2 separate regions of the Homo sapiens genome follow, and region 1 is linked to region 2. A link is an interaction called in ENCODE POLR2A ChIA-PET data of the cell type or tissue named here. Cell type or tissue: Caco-2. All regions are shown on one strand. Links, peaks and the distances in the headings refer to the core of each region. The heading gives the core; the rest is flanking DNA.

Evidence for each region. Peaks named below come from ENCODE experiments on the same cell type or tissue, not always from the same donor. Only the 100,000 strongest peaks of a DNase experiment are listed, where the experiment ranks them.
Region 1: POLR2A ChIA-PET joins it to region 2 with 6 read pairs; 3 of 35 experiments call an interaction of 5 or more read pairs at or near these places.

Annotation. Positions count from the first base shown.
Region 1 is chr17:60,260,209-60,269,903 of GRCh38, reverse strand. It overlaps USP32 (ubiquitin specific peptidase 32), which reads left to right. Exons shown (of 34, transcript NM_032582.4): 7 at 347-454; 8 at 3,813-3,928; 9 at 4,430-4,492. Among named protein-coding and RNA genes, the nearest start is that of CA4, 120 kb to the right of the region's middle. In Caco-2, for the core only: no CTCF peak of the experiment used is centred there; no DNase peak of the experiment used is centred there.
Region 2 is chr17:60,415,425-60,425,119 of GRCh38, reverse strand. It overlaps CHCT1 (CHD1 helical C-terminal domain containing 1), which reads right to left and starts at 2,631. Exons shown (of 6, transcript NM_181707.3): 1 at 2,477-2,631. The coding sequence starts at 2,527. It overlaps LOC105371850 (a long non-coding RNA gene), which reads left to right and starts at 7,715. Exons shown (of 3, transcript XR_934893.3): 1 at 7,715-7,811. It also overlaps a transcript of USP32 not described here. RefSeq lists silencers at 3,095-3,164, 3,275-3,374, 3,385-3,804. In Caco-2, for the core only: a CTCF peak has its summit at 3,546; a DNase peak (open chromatin) is centred at 3,689.

The DNA.
Region 1 (9,695 bases), core at 3,145-7,144, 160 kb after region 2:
TAAGTAAGGATAATTGTTGCAATTTCTGACCTTTTTTTGGTTTTTAATTTTTATTTATTGACTTCAAAAATAGTCATTTTAGCCATTAAAAATGATGTAAGATAAATATAGATGGACATAACCAAACACTAAAGGATTGTAATGTATTTTCTGCCATGATCACAAGTTTCAATTATAATTATACCAAGAGGAAAGAGGTACTTCCTGAAACATTAGGAACTACTAATAAACTTAAAAAAAAATTCAGTCAGTTTATGGGAAAGAGTCATTCCTCCTTTTGTAAACATGTCATTATTAACATTAGGAAGCTTGGCTGTGATTTATGGCATCTCTTCCTATTTTACAGGTTTGTTTAATGCTTTTGATGAAAATCGTGACAATCACATAGATTTTAAGGAGATATCCTGTGGGTTATCAGCCTGTTGCAGGGGACCCCTGGCTGAAAGACAAAAATGTAAGTGTGTTAAACATTGTCAAAAAATTGCAAACTATGTAGAGAGAAAATCAGTTTTCATCAATGTAAAATTATCTGTGGATTAAGGCTTGAATTTTTATAACTTTGTCAGATTAACAAATATTAATCTCATGTTAGGGTTTTACTGAGGTCACTCTAAGGAATCAATCACCTCTTCTTTTTTACTATGGAATAGTTTGGGATATTTGCTATTAACAATGGAGTTGATTTTCCTGAAGAATTTGTAATTCATGATAAATGAATCAGATCAGCTATGATGTAATTGAAAATTTTAAACATTTAGGAAATATTTTTCTGGTAGAATTTTGTGTCTTACATAAGTTGAGGCATAACTCATTTTCCATCCACTGGCACAGATTAATATTTCATTGGCAAAAGAAAATTTATGGTCAAAACTAATTTTGTCAAATACTAAAATGATCTTTTTTAACCTAACTAAAATGTTGTAGCATAATTTGTAAGCATAAATACATTCCATTATTAAATCTTAACCATATTTGTAAAAATGCAGGCATTTACATTTAATTGGAACCTAACTCAAATATATTTACTGGGGTCATTATCTCCACGTCTTTCTAAAATAAATCTTCCCAAATGTTGCATATTTTGGGTGTGGTGTTCAATATTTTTATCGTATTTAGTACTGTTGTACTATGATGCGCTCAATTGATTTAATAGCCATAATTCTATTATGAAGGTATATGAAATAATTTTTCAACTAAAAATTCAAATCTCTATTTTTATTCCCTGTTGTTATACCACTATTTCAAACTGGCTTGGTTGTTTCCATTACAATTTGCTCTTAGATGAGGAAGCTAAAATCTTTTTTTTTTTTTTTTTTTTTTTGAGACAGGGTCTTGTTCTGTTGCCCAAGTTGGAGTCCAGTGCAGTGCAGTGGTGTGATCGTAGCTCACTGTAACCTTGAACTTCTGGGCTCAATGGATCCTCCCATCCTAGCCTCCTAGGTAGCTGGGACTACAGGCATGTACCACCATGCCTGGCTAATTTTTTTTTTTTTTTTAAATAGAGATAGTGTCTTGTTATGTTGCCCAGGCTAGTCTCGAACCTCTGGCCTTAAATGATCCGCCCACCTCAGCCTTCCAAAGTGTTGGGGTTATAGACATGAGCCTCCATGCCCAGCTCTGCATTTCCATTAAAGTTAATTGTTGTCTTAAAAAATTTTGTTTTAATTTCTTTTTTTGCTGATGAACTAATGGAAGTTAAACTAGAATGATTCATTTGGAGTTAAATAGCAAAGCACTGGTGTTCTAATTGTTAGCATGTTGTGTTTGAATTTCATTAAAGAGTTAAAATTGTTGGCCGGGCATGGTTGCTCACGCCTGTAATCCCAACACTTTGGGAGGCCGAGGCAGGTGGATCATCTGAGGTCAGGAGTTCAAGATCAGCCTGGCCAACATGGCGAAACATAGTCTCGGCTAAAAATACAAAAATTAACTGGGTGCAGTGGCAGGCATCTGTAATCCCAGCTACTTGAGAAGCTGAGGCAGGAGAATTGCTTGAACCTGGGAGGTGGAGGTTGCAGTGAGCCAAGATTGCGCCATTGCACTCCAGCCTGGGAGACAGCAAGACTCTGTCTCAAAAGAAAAAAAGGCCTGGCACGGTGGCTCACACCTGTAATCCCAGCACTTTGGGAGGCCAAGGCAGGCGGATCACAAGGTCAGGAGTTCAAGATCAGCCTGGCCAATATGGTGAAACCCTGTCTCTACTAGAAATACAAAAGTTAGCCGGGCGTGGTGGTGGACACCTATAGTCCCAGCTACTCGGGAGGCTGAGGCAGGAGAATCGCTTCAACCCAGGAGGCGGAGGTTGCAGTAAGCTGAGAACTGCACTCCAGCCTGGGTGACAGAGCGAGACGCCATCTCAAAAAAAAGAAAAAAAAAAGAGTTAAAATTGTTTTTGCCAAAAAAAGATTGAATGTACATTAGTTATACTGGAAAGGTAACATGGAAGTGGACTGTCTTTATATCAGCTTAAGATTCTTGATATAAATAGGATTTCTTTTTTGAGACGAAGTCTCGCACTGTTGCTTGGGCTGGAGTGCAGGGGCACGATCTTGGATCACTGCAACCTCCGCCTCCCGGGTTCAAGCAATTCTGCCTCAGCCTCCCAAGTAGCTGAGATTACAGGCGCCCGCCACTACGCCCAGCTAATTTTTTGTATTTTTAGTAGCGACGGGATTTCACCATGTTGACCAGGCTGGTCTCGAGCTCCTGACCTCGCGATTCGCCCACCTCGGCCTCCCAAAGTACTGGGATTGCAGGCGTGAGCCACCATGCCCAGCTGTAAATAGGATATTTTAAGCAAACAAACAACTCTGCTGGCCTGGCACCGTGCATCATGCCTGTAATCGTACCACTTTGGGAGGCCAAGGCCGGTGGATCACTTGAGGTTAGGAGTTTGAGACCAGCCTGGCCAACATGGTGAAATCCCGTCTCTACTAAAAATACAAAAATTGGCCGGGCACAGTGGCTCACGCCTGTAATCCCAGCACTTTGGGAGGCTGAGATGGGCTGATCACAAGGTCAGGAGATCGAGACCATCCTGGCTAACACAGTGAAACCCCGTCTCTACTAAAAATACAAAAACTTAGCCAGGCATGGTGGCACGTGTCTATAGTCCCAGCTTCTCAGAGGCTGAGACAGGAGAATTGCTTGAACCCGGGAGGCAGAGGTTGCAGTGACCTGAGATCATTCCACTGCACCACAGCCTGGGCGACAGAGTGAGACTCCATCTCAAAAAAAAAAAAAAAAAATTACCTGGGTGTTGTGGTGTGCTCCTGTAATCCCAGCTACTCGGGAGGCTGAGGCAGGAGAATTACTTGAACTCGGGAGGCAGAGGTTGCAGTGAACTGAGATCATGCCACTGCACTCTAGCCTGGGCGACAGAGCGAGACTCCATCTCCAACAAACAAAAAGAAGAACAAGAAACAACTCTGCAATGATCAGTTTTCAATATTAGAAATTAACCTAGGGGTTTGCATTACTTCCTAAAAACTTGTAAGGTATTGTAATATTTATTGTACAGTAACTTCGCCCTTTCTTGACAGTTTGTAAGGCATTTAGCTTTAGATTTGGCTGAAGGGTAGGGTCTTATATCTGAATAATGATTTAGAGATACAGATTCATGATATGCAGGAAGTCCTACAAGTTCTGAGGACTATAATGACATAATATAGTTTATTACAGATGAGAACTGTTCCAGAATACATATACTTGCTTTAAAAACTAAGTAATTATACAAGGGCAACTTCTAGTAAAATATATTATACCTCAGAATACAAAAATGATTTTCCTCCATAAGAGTTTCTTTTCATTAGTTTGCTTCAAGGTATTTGATGTTGACCGTGATGGAGTTCTCTCCAGGGTTGAACTGAGAGACATGGTGGTTGCACTTTTAGAAGTCTGGAAGGACAACCGCACTGATGATATTCCTGTAAGTTATGATTGTGTATGTCTTGTTGCGTATAAACTTCCAATGGGAAATTGGAGGGAATCATTTTCTTTAAAAGCATAAAATAATTTGTTACTGCTTTTAGTTACTACATTATGCTACTCAAAATATTTATAGCTGAAGATGCAAAATTGGAAAGAGAGTTTGGCTTAGAAAATCTTAAACTGAACTATGTAAAATAAGAATGAAACCATAGGAAAGTTATCTTAATTTTTAATCATATATGAGAATCTATGGTAATTATAAAAATACTTGAGCAAGGCCGGGCGCAGTAGTTCTTGCCTGGAATCTCCGCACTTTGGGAAGCCAGGGCTGGAGGATCACTTTAGCCCAGGAGTTTGAGATAATCCTGGGCAACGTAAGGAGACCCCATCTCTACAAGAAAAGCAAAACAAATCTTGCTTAATATACTTTAGCCATTGAATAACAAAATTAAAAGTATATTCACTGTTTTCTAATTACTCCTTTGGGTTATTTTTAAAGGAATTACATATGGATCTCTCTGATATTGTAGAAGGCATACTGAATGCACATGACACCACAAAGGTGAGTCTAGATAGAACTAATTTATCTTTTTCTAAAAATATCATGTACTCCATTTGGGATGTATCGCTTATATACATGCTTGAATCTCTTTGGCATCCTCCCTACCAAGTACTTATCTGGACCTGTGGGTAAAACACCTCCAAGTTATCTCCAAAGAGAGCCATTCCATCTTTAAGCAACTCTGAAACTGTATGTGAAAACATTTATTATAAGCTAGGCATTTTATAAGAATTATGTAGACAGAGCCCTTGGCAACTATAGCCTATCATCTGTATTTCTTCCATTTGACTAAGTTGTGGTAAGGCTAACCTTATATTGAGCAAAAGAAGTCAAACAAAAAAGAATATATACTGTATGATTCCATTTATATGAAGTCGAAGAACACAGAAGCAAAACTAACAAATAGTGATAGAAGTTGGAATAGTGATTTCAGGGGTGTGCAGATTAATTGGGAACAACCGTAAGGATATCTGAGATGATGGAAATGTTTTTTTCCTCTTAATCTGGCAGTACATATATTCTCTCTCTCTTTTTTTTTTTTTTTTTTTTTTTTTGACAGAGTCTTGCTCTGTCACCCAGCCTGGAGTGCACTGACAGGATCTCAGCTCACTGCCACCTCTGCCTCCCGGCTTCAAGTGATTTTCTTGCCTCAGCCTCCAAAGTAGCTGGGACTGCAGGTGTGTGCCACCATGCCGGCTGATTTTTTTGTATTTTTAGAGTAGAGATGGGGTTTCGTTATGTTGGCCAGGCTGATCTCAAACCCCTGGCCTCCAGTGATCTCCCTGCCTTGGCCTCCCAAAGTGCTGGGATTATAGGCGTGAGCCACTGCGCCTGGCCAGTACATCTATTCTTTCAAGAAATTTCTTTTGTTTTTTTTTTTGTCTGTTTGTTTTTTTGGAGACAGGATCTTGCTCTGTTGCCTAGGCTAGAGTGCAGTGGTGGGATCTTGGCTCACTGCAGCCTCGACCTCCTGGGTTCAAGCAATCCTGCCTCAGCCTTTCGAGTAGCTGAGACTATAGGTGTGCACCACCATGCCCAGCTAATTTTTTTTTTTTTTTGTAGAGACCAGGTCTCGCCATGTTTCCCAGGCTGGTTGCAAACTCCTGGGCTCAAGCAGTCCTGCCTCAGCCTCCCAAAGTGCTGGGATTACAGGTATGAGCCACTGTGCTGGCCTAAAAAATTTTTTTAAATGGTTGTGGTAAGGACCTCTCCTGTGTCCTTTAGTGGTAGCCAGAATAAGCATGTAATAGCAAAAATAAACATGTACTTTATAAATTAAAAAAAAATCCTTGACTTATTTAGTTTGGTAACATTTATTAGTAATGTTATCATAATAGATTTACTCCTATAGCTTGCATTACTATGATGTCTATGTGTCCCTGTGAAATTGAAAATAAATTACCTGTATGAGACACATTTGCATAAATTGGAGTCTTTCTACTGAAGCATTGACATGTACCAAGTCGCAGATTGGTAGGATCTACACCACAATGGTGTTATTAAATAGAGGTTTAGAATAAATAAAGAACGTCAGTTTTTTTTCTTTCTTCAATCACAATTTCAGAAGAAATTGTTAATGGCCCTATTAACTGATTCTCAATAGAAACAAATAATAGAAATGAGTTTCAGGCTAGAGCTTTGACAATTCAGTCCCCTTCTTTCTCCTCTCTGCCAGAAACTAAGGTATCGACTTCTATTTCGTGTGTATGAGAACAAAAACCAGGAAAAGTTTCTGTTAGAAAATGCCTTGTGTAGAGATAAAATTTTGAACACCTTTTTTCTAAGTGTTTCATAAGTATGTAGGTATTTTTGCTGTCGCCTTTTATGTTAGATGGAGTTTCTACTTCTGGCTCTTCTGTGAACATTAAACAAGATCATTTAGCTGCTTCATTTCCATGTAACCATGATAATGAAATAGTAATAGTTTGGGATAGAACTTGGGTTTTTTAACCAAGCCTATTAACCATATTCGCTGGTGACTAGATTGTACCAACATTACTCATTCTTTTTCTGACTTCCAACTCTTCTCTGTTTTATCTAATTCATCTGTTGACTATTTAATGATACTCTGTAGTGGCTCAAGAGATCTAGATGTTACCCTTGGATAGTTTGTAGTATACAGGTAAAGATAGACAAGTGTGATCAGGGCTATGTTAGAAGTTGAGGCTGGGCATGGTAGTTCTCATCTATAATCCCAGCACTTTGGAAGGCTGAGGTGGGAGAATCACTTGAGCCCAGGAGCTCTCGACCAGCCTGGGTAACATAACGAGACTCTATCTCTAAAAAAAGAAAAAACGTAGCCAGGCACAGTAGCACATGTCTATAGTTCCAGCTACAAGGGAGGCTGAGGCGAGAGGATCATTTGAGCCTGGGAGGTCAAGGCTGCAGTGTGCCATGATTACACCACTGCACTACAGGCTGAGCAACAGAATGAGAACTTGTCTGGAAAAAAAAAAAGGTTAGCACCAAGTATTACGGTGAGAGGATAGAAAGGGAACCATGTAAATTGAACTTTGAAAGTCCAGAAGATTTCTGCTGGGATGTGGCACTTTAATAATTAGTTAATTATGGTTAACAGAAGTAAAAAGTTGAAAGGTGATTCCTAAAAGAGGTAACAACTAGGGGTAGAATAGAAGACATTATTACTGTATAGGACTGTACAGTAAAACATCCTGTGTAGTCCTAGAACTGCAAATATTCTGATGTGGCTGGAATAACAGATTCATATATTGAAGGCTGTAGACCTGGATTGGAGACGTATCTTGAAGGGCCTTGGGTACAAAACTCAGGAGTTGAACTTTATACCAAACTATGGAGAAACCTCCAAAGATTCAAGTAGAACAGAGCAAGTGATCAGCTGACACTATTTTGAAAATCAGGGCCACATTTAAACGGAGGACATTTACAAATAAGTCATATAGGTTGGGCATGGTGGCTCACGCCTGTAATCCCAGCACTTTGGGAGGCCACAGTGGGCGGATCACCTGAGGTCAGGAGTTCGAGACCAGCCTGGCCAACATGGCGAAACCCTGTCTCTACTAAAAATACAAAAATTAGCCGGGCATGGTGTTGGGCATCTGTAATTCCAGCTACTCAGGAGGCTGACGCAGGAGCTTTGCTTGAACCTGGGAGGCGGAGGTTGCAGTGAGCCAAGATGACACCATTGCACTCCAGCCTGAATAACAAGAGTGAAACTCTGTCTCAAATAAATAAATACATACATACATACATAAAACAAAATAAATAAGCCATATAGTCAGTGAATTTGCTTTAGAAAAAGTTCATATGATACCTTGCTTAGCAGTAGTCCTAACTGCAGTCAGTAAAACATCCATTAAATTGGGAGAAAATAAAATCCATTTACAGTTCTAGATTTTAAGCATAATGCTCTATATGTTTTTACAGTGTGTTAATTATTACTCAGGTGTCAGTATAGCAAATGGGCTTTTGATCATCATTGTATGCATGATGATTCTGTACGGTGGTATCTATTATTTCTTTTCATGACGTTTCTTTCCTTTTGGACAGTATTAACATATCTTTGAGGTCAGTGTACCTGAAAATTGTTCCTTGAATATTTGTGGTTATATAAAAGAATCAGATTATCATCTTAAAAATACTTTTTACCATCTTGAGCATTTTATATTTTGTTCTGTTAGATATAAAAGGTTCTTATACCATGTATTAATAATTTATCACACATATCAAATTACATTTGTCCTTTTTTTGTTTTTTTGTTTTTGTTTTTGTTTTTATTTTTGTTTTTTTGAGATAGTCTTGCTCTGTCACCCAGGCTGGAGTGCAGTGGAATGATCTCGGCTCACTGGAACCTCTACGTCCTGGGTTCAAGTGATGCTCCTGCCTCAGCCTTCCAAGTAGCTGGGATTACAGGCTTGCACCACCACACCTGGCTAATTTTTGTATTTTTAGTAGAGACGGGTTTTGCCATGTTACCCAGGCTGGTCTCAAACTCCTGACCTTAAGTGATCCACCCGCCTTGGCCTCCCAAAGTGCTAGGATTACAAGTGTGAGCCACCGTGCCTGGCCTACATTTGTACTTTTTAAACAGCCTTTATTTTAGTTTTATTAGTAGCATTTTAGATTTTCAAACAATAAAATTAATAGAAGTTATTACATTTTCATATTTCACTGTGATTTTCCTATCTGTTCTAGATGCTGAGTCCTATAAAATTAAAATGGGTTTACACTAGCTGTTAATTTTGTCATCAGTGCAGAATCATTGACAATTATTACTTCAAAGATAAACAAGTAGCATTTTGAAATATAGCCTATGTTCAACATAGCTTCTCCCTCTGTTGGCATTCTTCATTTTTCTGTCCTGGAATTTTAGTCGTGACTGTTCAGTGTAAAACTCCTGAATGAGTTGAAATTTATCAGATCATATCCTCACCCGTAGAGTTCATTAAGTTATGTGACATGTTTCTCTTTTGCCTCCTCATGACTGAGATACATGATGTGGCAGAGCTTGCAGTTCTTCTGGGTTTTTTTTGTTTTGTTTTAAGAATTAAAATTTTAGTTATTCTCAATGGATGTTAGAGGGGAAGATATACTATTCTGACTACTATCAAGTGTAGGAGAAATTTATATGTATTGTGTGTGTGTTCTATATTTAAAAATTGAATAATACTGTATAAGCGATTATGCAATAATTTTTTTCTGAATTTTCCTAAATCTGTATATAATTTTCTATCTAGCATATGAAAGATGCTTAGTAAATAAATGTTTACTTCATAAACTTAGTAAAATGTTTACTAAGCATCTTTCATATGCTAGATAGAAAATTATATATAGATTAACTTAGTCTTTTTATCCTCTGCATAGTATTCCATTATGATTATGCTATGATTTATTCCTGTATTTTTTTTTTTTTTTAAAGTCTTGCTCTTGTCACCCAGGCTGGAGTGTAATAGCGTGATTTTGGCTCACTTCAACCTCCGCCTCCTGGGTTCAAATGATTCTCATGCCTCAGCCTCCTGAGTAGCTGGGATTACAGGCACCCGCCACCACACCCAGCTAATTTTTTTGTATTTTTAGTAGAGACTAGGTTTCACCATGTTGGCCAGGCTGCTCTCGAACTCCTGACCTCAGGTGATCCACCTGCCTCAGCCTCCCAAAGTGCTGGGATTACAGGCATGAGCCACCGCACCCAGCCTATTCCTGTATCTTTTAAAACCATATTGCT
Region 2 (9,695 bases), core at 1,351-5,350:
GATTGAAAAAACTGGGGCCATTGATTGGTCAGAGTCGGGGGATGAAATTATGAGGATGTGGAAACTGCATTCTTTGGTGAATCAGGTTTTTGAAGGGTTCTTTAGACCAACTGCCATCTGTAGTTTGAGTGGTATGTAGGATCTGAAATAATATTTAAAGAGAAAACGCAATGCTTCATAATGTTCGAGCTGTTATCTGCAGAGCAGTTAAGGGAGTATCCTTGTAACAGGGTCTATGGAATTCCTTTTTTTTTTTATTCACTCTATCACCCAGGCTGGAGTGCAGTGGTGTGATCTCGGCTCACTGCAACCTTGGCCTCCCGGGTTCAAGCGATTCTCCTGCCTCAGCCTCCCGAGTAGCTGGGATTACAGGCGTGCACCACAACGCCTGGCTAATTTTGTATTTTTAGTAGAGACCATGTTGGCCAGTCTGGTCTCAAACTCCTGACCTCAAGTGATCCACCCACCTCGGCTCCCAAAATGCTGGGATTACAGGCATGAGCCACCGCACCCAGGGTCTACGGAATTCTAAGGAAACAGGCACCAAAGAACTCCAAGGAAGTGGGTCAGAGAGCAGGCTGACCTCATGATTCATGCTGAATGAGCTGCAAGCTCAGTTAATTTTCATTTTTCCCCTCTTTTTTTCTGATTAATTTTATAAAGTTTCTAGGGACGGTTTCAATATCATTAACCCTAGTTACAGATGAGAACAATGAGGCATCAAAAGATTTAAGCAGCTCCTTGGGGGAATGAACAGGGATTCATTTACTCACTCACTTGGCAAATGTTTACTGACTGCATCAGACTGGGCCCATTTCTTTGCATCCCTAGCCTCTAGCATCGTCATGTGATATGGTTTGAATGTGTGTCCCCTCTAAATCTCATGTTGAAACGTGATCCCCAATGTTGGAGGCAGGGTCTGATGGGAGGTGTTTGGGTCATGGGGGTGGATCCTTCATGAATGGGCTTGGTGCCCTCCCTGCCCCAATTAAGTGAGTTCTCACTCTGTCAGTTCATGTGAGAGCTGGTTGGTAACAAGAGCCTGACACGCCCTCCTCTCTCTCTTGCTTGCTCTCTCACCATGTGACAAGCTTGCTCCCTCTTCATCTTCTGTCATGCTTGTAAGCTTCCTGAGGCCCTCACCAGAAGCAGATGCTTCGTGTACAGCCTGCAGGACTGTGAGCCAAATAAACCTCTTTTCTTTATAAATTGCCTAGCCTCAAGTATTCCTTTATAGGAATGCAAAATGGACTAATAAACCATGCATCTAATGACTATTCAGAAAAAGTGGATGATGGTGATGATGAGAAAGAACCTTTGACCACAAAAGTGGGGCAAAGAAAGCTGAAAATTAGGCCAGGCCCAGTGGCTCACGCCTGTAATCCCAACATTTTAGGAGGCTGAAGTGGGTGGATTGCTTGAGCCCAGAAGTTCAAGACCAGCCTGGCCAGCATGGCAAAACCCAATTTCTACCAAAAATACAAAAAAATCAGCTAAGTGTGGTGGCACGTGCCTGTAATCCCATCTACTTGGGAGGCTGGGGCAGGAGAATTGCTGGAACCCAGGAGGTGGAGGTTGCAGTGAGCCGAGACTGAGCCACTGCACTCCAGCCTGGGTGACAGAGCAAAACTGGGCACAGTGGCTCACACCTGTAATCCCAGCATTTTGGGAGGCCGAGATGGGTGGATCACCTGAAGTCAGGAGTTCAAGACCAGCCTGGCCAACATGGCGAAACCCCCTCTCTACCAAAAATACAAAAATTAGCCAGGTGTGGTAATGCATACCTGTAATCCCATCTACTCAGGAGGCTGAGGCAGGATAAATTGCTCCAACCCAGGGGGCAGAGGTTGCAGTGGGCCAAGATCATGCCACTGCAGTCCAGCCTAGGTGACAGAGTGAGACTCTGTCTCAAAAAAAAAAAAAGAACAAAGAAAAAAAGAAAGCTGAAAATAAGTGGCAACAAAGTGACTGTGAAATAACACTAGAAGTCAGAACTGGATTTGCCCCTCACCTTTCAAAAGCTTCTCAGAAAAGTATGAATTCTAGTCTGTGTTCGGGGAGAACAAGGAAGATCCCGTCCAGACCACTCTGAAGGGAAAGGCCAGGGGGAGGGAGGTGCATGGAGAGGAGATGGGACACAGGCTCCTCCAGGTCCTAGAGACAGGACTCTGGCTGATCAACTCCTCCAACACAGCACACACACCACACAACCACACACAGACCATGTGTATACATACACATACTCTCAAGTCTTCATAACCAACAATGAGAGGCGACCTCTTCCCCATCATCTCGCCAGGAACACAGGTCATGCATAAACTTCTGAATGAATGAAAGTTCTTGTGCTTTAGGCCTCTTGCTATCTCAGGTACCCTATCATTGTTCTTCTCTTCTTTCCTGAATTTCATGTTCTCTACTTTCCAAAACCAGCCCCTCCGGGACCCTCCTTCCCTCCCTCCCTCACACCCCACTTCACCTGCTCTAGTGGCTTGTCCCCTTCACCCCCTTGCCCATCTGAGGCCTCCATCTCAGCAGGTGTGCCGGTAGGCTCCAGGGTGGCACTCCCCACGTCCCCTCTGGCTTCTGACCCACTGCTTCTGTGACCTAGCCGTCTCAGGGAGTGGGCGGTTTGGCTCCAGAACTCGGAGCAAAGCCACGGCAACCGCCAACACAGAACCCAGCCCCCCACCCCGCTCCCATTTCCTCATTCTTAGGGGTGGCTGCAGCTGGCCCCTCCAGCTGGGATCTGGACTAGGGAACGGAGCAAGATGTGCGGGGTCGAGCGAAGACTTTGGCAGAGCGCACAGCAGGCCAGGAGAGGCTGGCGCCCCTTCTCCCAAGAATACTGTCAGATGCTGATCCTGACACCACCTGGTAAGGCTGTTGAACTCATTTTCCTGCACGTGTGCCATTCCTGCCTGCTGGGTTACGCCGTGGTGGGGGCTCCCCGAGAGGAAAGCACAGTTTGTAAAATTCTTTTCTGATTTGGGACAGAGGTCTAGGGAGAGCTGAAAGGGAGAAGGGACACAGTGAGCCAGCACTGCCCCTGCGGCCTCCAGGAAGTTGTTAATAATAAGCCCTCCGTGCTGGGTGCTGGGTGCTGGGTACTGGGTGGGATGTGTGTGTTTTGGGGGTGTATAAAGATCCCCGCCAGTGCCTACGGGCTCTGTAACCCTCCCCGCGGCCTTCCCTGGGGCAGGTACCGCAGCGGTCCCGCTTCACACAGGAGGCGCTGAGACGCGGGCAAGTCCCGTCGCCGGCCTCGTGTGCGCAGCCACCAGGCGGGGAGCCGGGTGTCGGCGAAAGTCCCGCCACCCCGACTCTTCCTACCCGCGAGCCCTCCAGGGACCCGAGGCCGAGGGCGGAAACGCGGTGGGCAGAGTCCGGGTGTAGTCTGAGTTGGCCGGGCAGGGCCGGGAGGTGCTCAGGAGGCCCCGGGACCCTCGCCCCTGGCGCGGCAGCAGCGCCCCCTCGCGTCCCTGGGCGGCACACGGCGGGGTCCCGGCGACGAGAGACCGTTGCCCCCGCAGTTTCCTCACTCGAGCCACCTTTTCTTCCCTGAAACTAGGAATTCCTTCTCCCGGACCTTCCTTCGTGTCCTCTGGGCCCGGGCCCAGTTGTCCCCACTCAGTGTGGCCCTGTTCTTCGCCTGCCTTCGCGACAGTGCGGTGGGACCGCCGTCGGCCCGGGCCTCCCCTGCCACCCAGCGGCCACCTCGGGCACAGGAGAGGGGCATAGCGGCTTCAAGTAGGGGTAGCCCGGAGGCCCGGAGCTTTGGAGGAGCACCCTTTGAGTCCAGAAACTTTTTAACTTGTCCTCTATGCCAGCATGTTCAGCAAACGTCTTGTTGTTATTGTTGTCGTTGTTGTTGTTGTAAGGGGAGGAATAAACCTTCCACTTATCCGCCTCCAAGATGGAAGGTCTGTTTTCTGATCATTAATTCCAGATTATTTTGCGAGTATTAAGAAGGATAATTATATTGGCAAGAGCAAGGGGAAAGGAACCTTTACATACGTTCCTACTGGCAGTGAGATTGGTAAACAATGTATTTTAAAGTGTTTAAATGTGCATGCTCTGTGACTCACCAATTCTACTTATAGGAGGAATTAGTCCTAAGGAGAGAAGATGATGAGGACTGTTACAATAGTGACAATTTGGAAACAATTGCAGTGTCACTAATAGAATACATAAATCATGGTATATTCATAAAAACATGAAATATGTCACTATATATCTATTGACATGGAAAACAGGAACTAAAAGGTATGATTCCATTTTTGTACATATATATTTATATATGCATAGAAAAAAGTCTTGAAGGATACACTTCAAAATATCAAAGGTAATTTTTCACTTTCTTCACATATTATCTGTATTTTTAACAATAACAATTATGCTTTACTTTTACAGTCAGGAAAGAGGTTTTTTTGTTTGTTTGTTTGTTGTTTGTTTTTGAGACGGAGTTTTGCTCTTATTGCCCAGGCTGGAGCAATGGCGTGATCTCGGCTCACTGCAACTTCCGCCTCTCGGGTTCAAGCCATTCTCCTGCCTCAGCCTCCCGAGTAGCTGGGATTACAGGCTTGTGCCACCGCGTCTGGCTAATTTTGTATTTTTAGTAAAGACGGGGTTTCTCCATGTTGGTCACGCTGGTGTCTAACTCCCGACTTCAGGTGATCTGCTTGCCTCAGCCTCCCAAAGTGCTAGGATTACAGGCGTGAGCCACCGCGTCCGGCCAGGAAAGAGTCTTTTTTAAAAATCTACTCATAAGGATTAAATAACATCATTAAAAACATTATATAATGCTAAGTTTTAAAACAACATAATTCTGCCGGGTGCGGTGGCTCACACCTATAATCGCAGCAGTTTGAGAGGCCGAGGTGGGTGGGTCACCTGAGATCAGGAGTTTGAGACCAGCCTGGCCAACATGGCAAAACCCTCTACTAAAACTCTCTACTATTTTTAGTCTCTACTAAAAATACAAAATAAAATAAAGTAAAACAAAATAAATAAAATAAAACAAAACAAATAAAATAAAATAAAATAAAATAAACAAAATAAATAAAATAAAAATAAAAATACTAAAAATACAAAAATTAGCCAGGCGCGGTGGTGCATGCCTGTAATCCCAGCTACTCAGGAGGCTGAGGCAGGAGAATCGCTTGAACTCGGGAGGCAGAGGTTGCAGTGAGCCAAGACCATGCCCCTGCACTCCAGCTAGAGCAACAGAGCAAGACTCCGACTCAAATAATAATAATAAAATAATAATAATAATAATAATAATAATAATAATAATAATAATAATTTTTTTTAACCTTGAGTTGCAGGTTTGTTATATAGATAAACCTGTGTCATGGGGGTTTGTTGCACAGAATTTTTTTTTTTTTTTTGAGATGGTGTCTCGCTGTGTCACCCAGGCTGGAATGCAGTGGCGCCATCTCTGCTCACTGCAAGCTCCGCCTCCCGGGTTCACGCCATTCTCTTGCCTCAGCCTCCCGAGTAGCTGGGACTACAGGCCCCTGCCACCACGCCCGGCTAATTTTTTTGTATTTCTAGTAGAGACGGGGTTTCACTGTGTTAGCCAGGATGGCCTCCATCTCCTGACCTCGTGATCCACCTCAGCCTCCCAAAGTGCTGGGATTACAGGCATGAGCCACCGTGCCCAGCCTGTTGCACAGATTATTTTGTTACCCAGGTATTAAGCCTAGTACCCATTAGTTATTTTTCCTGATCCTCTCACTTCTCCCACCCTCCACTCTCTGGTAGGCCCCAGTGTGTGTTGTTCCCCTCTACGTGTTCATGTGTTCTCATCATTTAGCTCCTACTTATAAGTGAGAACATGCGGTATTTGGTTTTCTGTTCCTATGTTAGTTTTCTAAGGATAATGGCCTTCAGCTCCATCAATGTTCCTGCAAGGGACATGATCTCGTTCTTTTTTATGGCTGTATAGTATTCCATGATGGATATTACCACATTTTCTTTATTCAGTCTACCATTGATGGGCATTTAGGTTGATTCCATGTCTTTGCTATTGTGAATAGTGCTGTAATAAATATACGAGTGCATGTGTCTTTATGGTAGAATGATTTATATTCCTTTGGGTATATATCCAGTAACAGGATTGCTGGGTTGAATGGTAGTTCTGTTTTTAGCTCTTTGAGGATTCACCACACTACTTTCCGCTATGGTTGAACTAATTTACACTCCTACCAACAGTGTAGAAGTGTTTCTTTTTCTCTGCAACCTTGCCAGCATTTGTTATTTTTTGACTTTTTAATCATCATCATTCTGACTGGTGTGAGGTGGTATCTCACTGTGGTTTTGATTTGCATTTCTTTAATGACCAGTGATGTTGAGCTTTTTTTCATATGCTTATTGGTTGCATGTATATTTTCTTTTGAAAAGTGTCTGTTCATGTCCTTTGATGGCTTTTTAATGGGGTTGTTTGTTTTTATTCTTGTAAATGTATTTAAGTTCCTTTCAGATGCTGGATATTAGACCTTTGTAGGATGCATAGTTTGCAAAATTTTTCTCCCATTTTGTAGGTTGTCTGTTTACTCTATTGATAATTTATTTTGCTGTGCAGAAGCTCTTTAGTTTAATTAGATCCCATTAGTCACTTTTTGCTTTTGTTGAAACTGCTTTTGGTGACAGAACACAATTCTGAGAAGATGCAGTAGAATACAAAAAAGGAAAAGTTAATAGTAAAAAAAAAAAAAAAAAAAACAGAGGCCAGGCACGGTGGCTCACACCTGTAATCCCAGCACTTTGGGAGGCCAAAGCGGGTGGATTGCCTGAGGTCAGGAGTTTGAGACTAGCCTGGCCAAGATGGTGAAATGCTGTCTCTACTAAAAATACAAAAATTAGCCAGGCGAGGGGTCTCACGCCTGTAATCCCAGCACTTTGGGAGGCTGAGGCAGGCAGATCACCTGAGGTCGGGAGTTTGAGACCAGCCTGACTGACATGGAGAAACCCCGTCTCTACTAAAAATACAAAATTAGCTGGGCGTGGTAGCACATGCCTATAATCCCAGCTACTAGGGAGGCTGAGGCAGGAGAATCGCTTGAACCTGGGAGGCAGAGGTTGTGGTGAGCCGAGATCGTGCCATTGCACTCCAGCCTGGGTAACAAGAGTGAAACTCCGTCTCAAAAAAAAAAAAAAAAAGATTAGCCGGACGTGGTGGTGGACGCCTGTAGCCCCAGCTACTCAGGAGGCTGAGGCAGGAGAATCGCTTGAACCCAGGAGGCAGAGGTTGCAGTGAGCTTCGATTGTGCCACTGCCCTCCAGCCTGGGCGACACAGCAAGACTCTGTCTCAAAATAAAAATAAAAATAAAAATAAATAAATACATAAAAATTTTAAAAATCAGGCTGGGCACAATGGCTCAAGCCTGTAATCCCAGCACACTTTGGGAGGCTGAGGCAGGCGGATCACTTGAGGTCAGGAGTTCGAGACCAGCCTGGCCAACATGGCGAAATCCTGTCTTTACTAAAAATACAAAAATTAGCTGGGTGTGGTGGCAGGCACCTGTAATCCCAGCTACTCAGGAGGCTGAGGCAGGAGAAACGCTTGAACCTGGGAGGCAGATGTTGTAGTGAGCCGAGATCATGGCACTGCACTCCAGCCTGGGCGACAAGAGCGAGACTCTGTCACAAAAAAAAAAAAAAAAATTAAAAATCAGCTGGGCATGTGGCTTATGCTTGTATTCTCAGCACTTTGGGAGGCCAAGGCAAGAGGATCTTTTGAGCCTAGGAGTTAGAGACCAGCATGGGCAACATAGAGAGACTCCCCACCAAAAATACAGAACATAAAAGGGTATGTATGCTACACTTCATAAGTGGACACAAATATGGATCAAGACTGGAAGAAAATACAGTTAAAATAAAAAGAAAGAAAGAAAGAAATTTGCTGGGCACAGTGGTTCACACCTGTAATCCCAGCACTTTGGGAGGCTGAGGTGGGTGGATCACCTGAGGTCAGGAGTTCGAGACCAGCCTGGCCAACACGGTTAAAACCAGTCTCTACTAAAAATATAAAAATTAACTGGGTGTGGTGGTGCATACCTGTAATCCCAGCTATTTAGGAGGCTGAGGCAGGAGAATGGCTTGAACCCAAGAGGGGGAGGTTGCAGTGAGCCGAGATCACACCACTGTACTCCAACCTGCGTGACAGATTGAGACTCTGTCTCAAAAAAAAAAAAAAAGGAATTGGATATATACATACATATATAAATACATGAATATATGTGTGTGTGTGCATGTGTGTGTATATATATCCCCAGTTCAATTCAGAAGGAGGAAATAACTGTTAGTACCTCAAAGCTTAGCTGTCCCTTCCTGTTCCCTAATCCCAAACTACCATTTTCCCTGCCAGAGCTTTCAGCAAGCCCTAGGCTTTGGATGACTGCCCTATTCTCATAATGGTTTTATTATCAACCATGGGGAGTAGCCTGAAGAGACAATTGAACCTAACAGCAGCCAGGAATAATGGCTCAACATTAACTAAGACAAAACAAAAATCCATTGCCTTTGGGAGCATTCTTCAAAATTCCATTGGTCGGCATAAAATGACTCTATAGGGCAAATCAAGTCATTCAACAAAGTCATCCCTCCACCACATTTTTTTTAATCCAAATATGTGCCATATACTTTAGGCATCTGGCAGGTGAGGGGGTTGTGGGTTGTTAATTTGCCCACCCCCCTCTTTATGCAGGTTGGCATGCTCTTTGATGGCATACGCCTGTTTCATAATCATCATGCTTTACCTCCATCCCCTAGTATATGTGATGGAACTCACGAAATTCTTGTTGTATGTCCTGAATTAAGCATACATAGAAAATAACTCTTAGCATCTACTGCTTACGCTTTCCCTCATAGATATGAAATCTGCCCATCTCTCTTTCTGGGTTGACCAGTGATGTAGAATCCTTGTATTACCCTAAAGAACTCTCCTCTATCCTCTTTTCTTTGTAAGAAACCCAAGAGTAAGCCAGGCGCAGTGGGTCACACCTGTAATCCCAGCACTTTGGGAGGCCGACGCGGGCAGATCATGAGGTCAAGAGATCGAGACCATTCTGGCCAACATGCTGAAACCCTGTCTCTACTAAAAATACAAAAATTAGCTGGGCGTGGTGGCACGTGCCTGTAGTCATAGCTACTCAGGAGGCTGAGGCAGGAGAATTGCTTGAACCTGGGAGGCAGAGGTTGCAGTGAGCCGAGATCATGCCACTGCACTCCAGCCTGGGCAACAGAGTGAGACTCAATCTCAAAAAAACAAACAAATAAACAAAAAAAACACCACCAAGCATATCTTAAAATTACCAAAAGAGGATTTTTGTTCTTGCTCCAAATTATCCAATTAGAATTGTATAAAGACTCCAAGAAAAGGAAGGCCATTGAAATCCCTGTCATAGCTGGAGTGCTGGGTCTGAAGAGCATGCCAGCACCTCCCAGCTAAGCCAAGTTGTCCCTACTCCAAGGCCACCTGGATCCGAATCATTACCTAGACACTGTCTTAATCCACCAATGGGCTTAAGGGAGTCAACAAACCTTTGAAGTGCTATCCAGTGAATTGTATGCAAAGACTCATCAAAGAGGTCTAGCCCCAAAGATATTAGGAACTAAGGATCTAACAAGTCTAACCTAAGCTTGTGGACCTTCTCGGCAGTGATTCTGGAAGTTAGATGGGTCTTTAACCCAT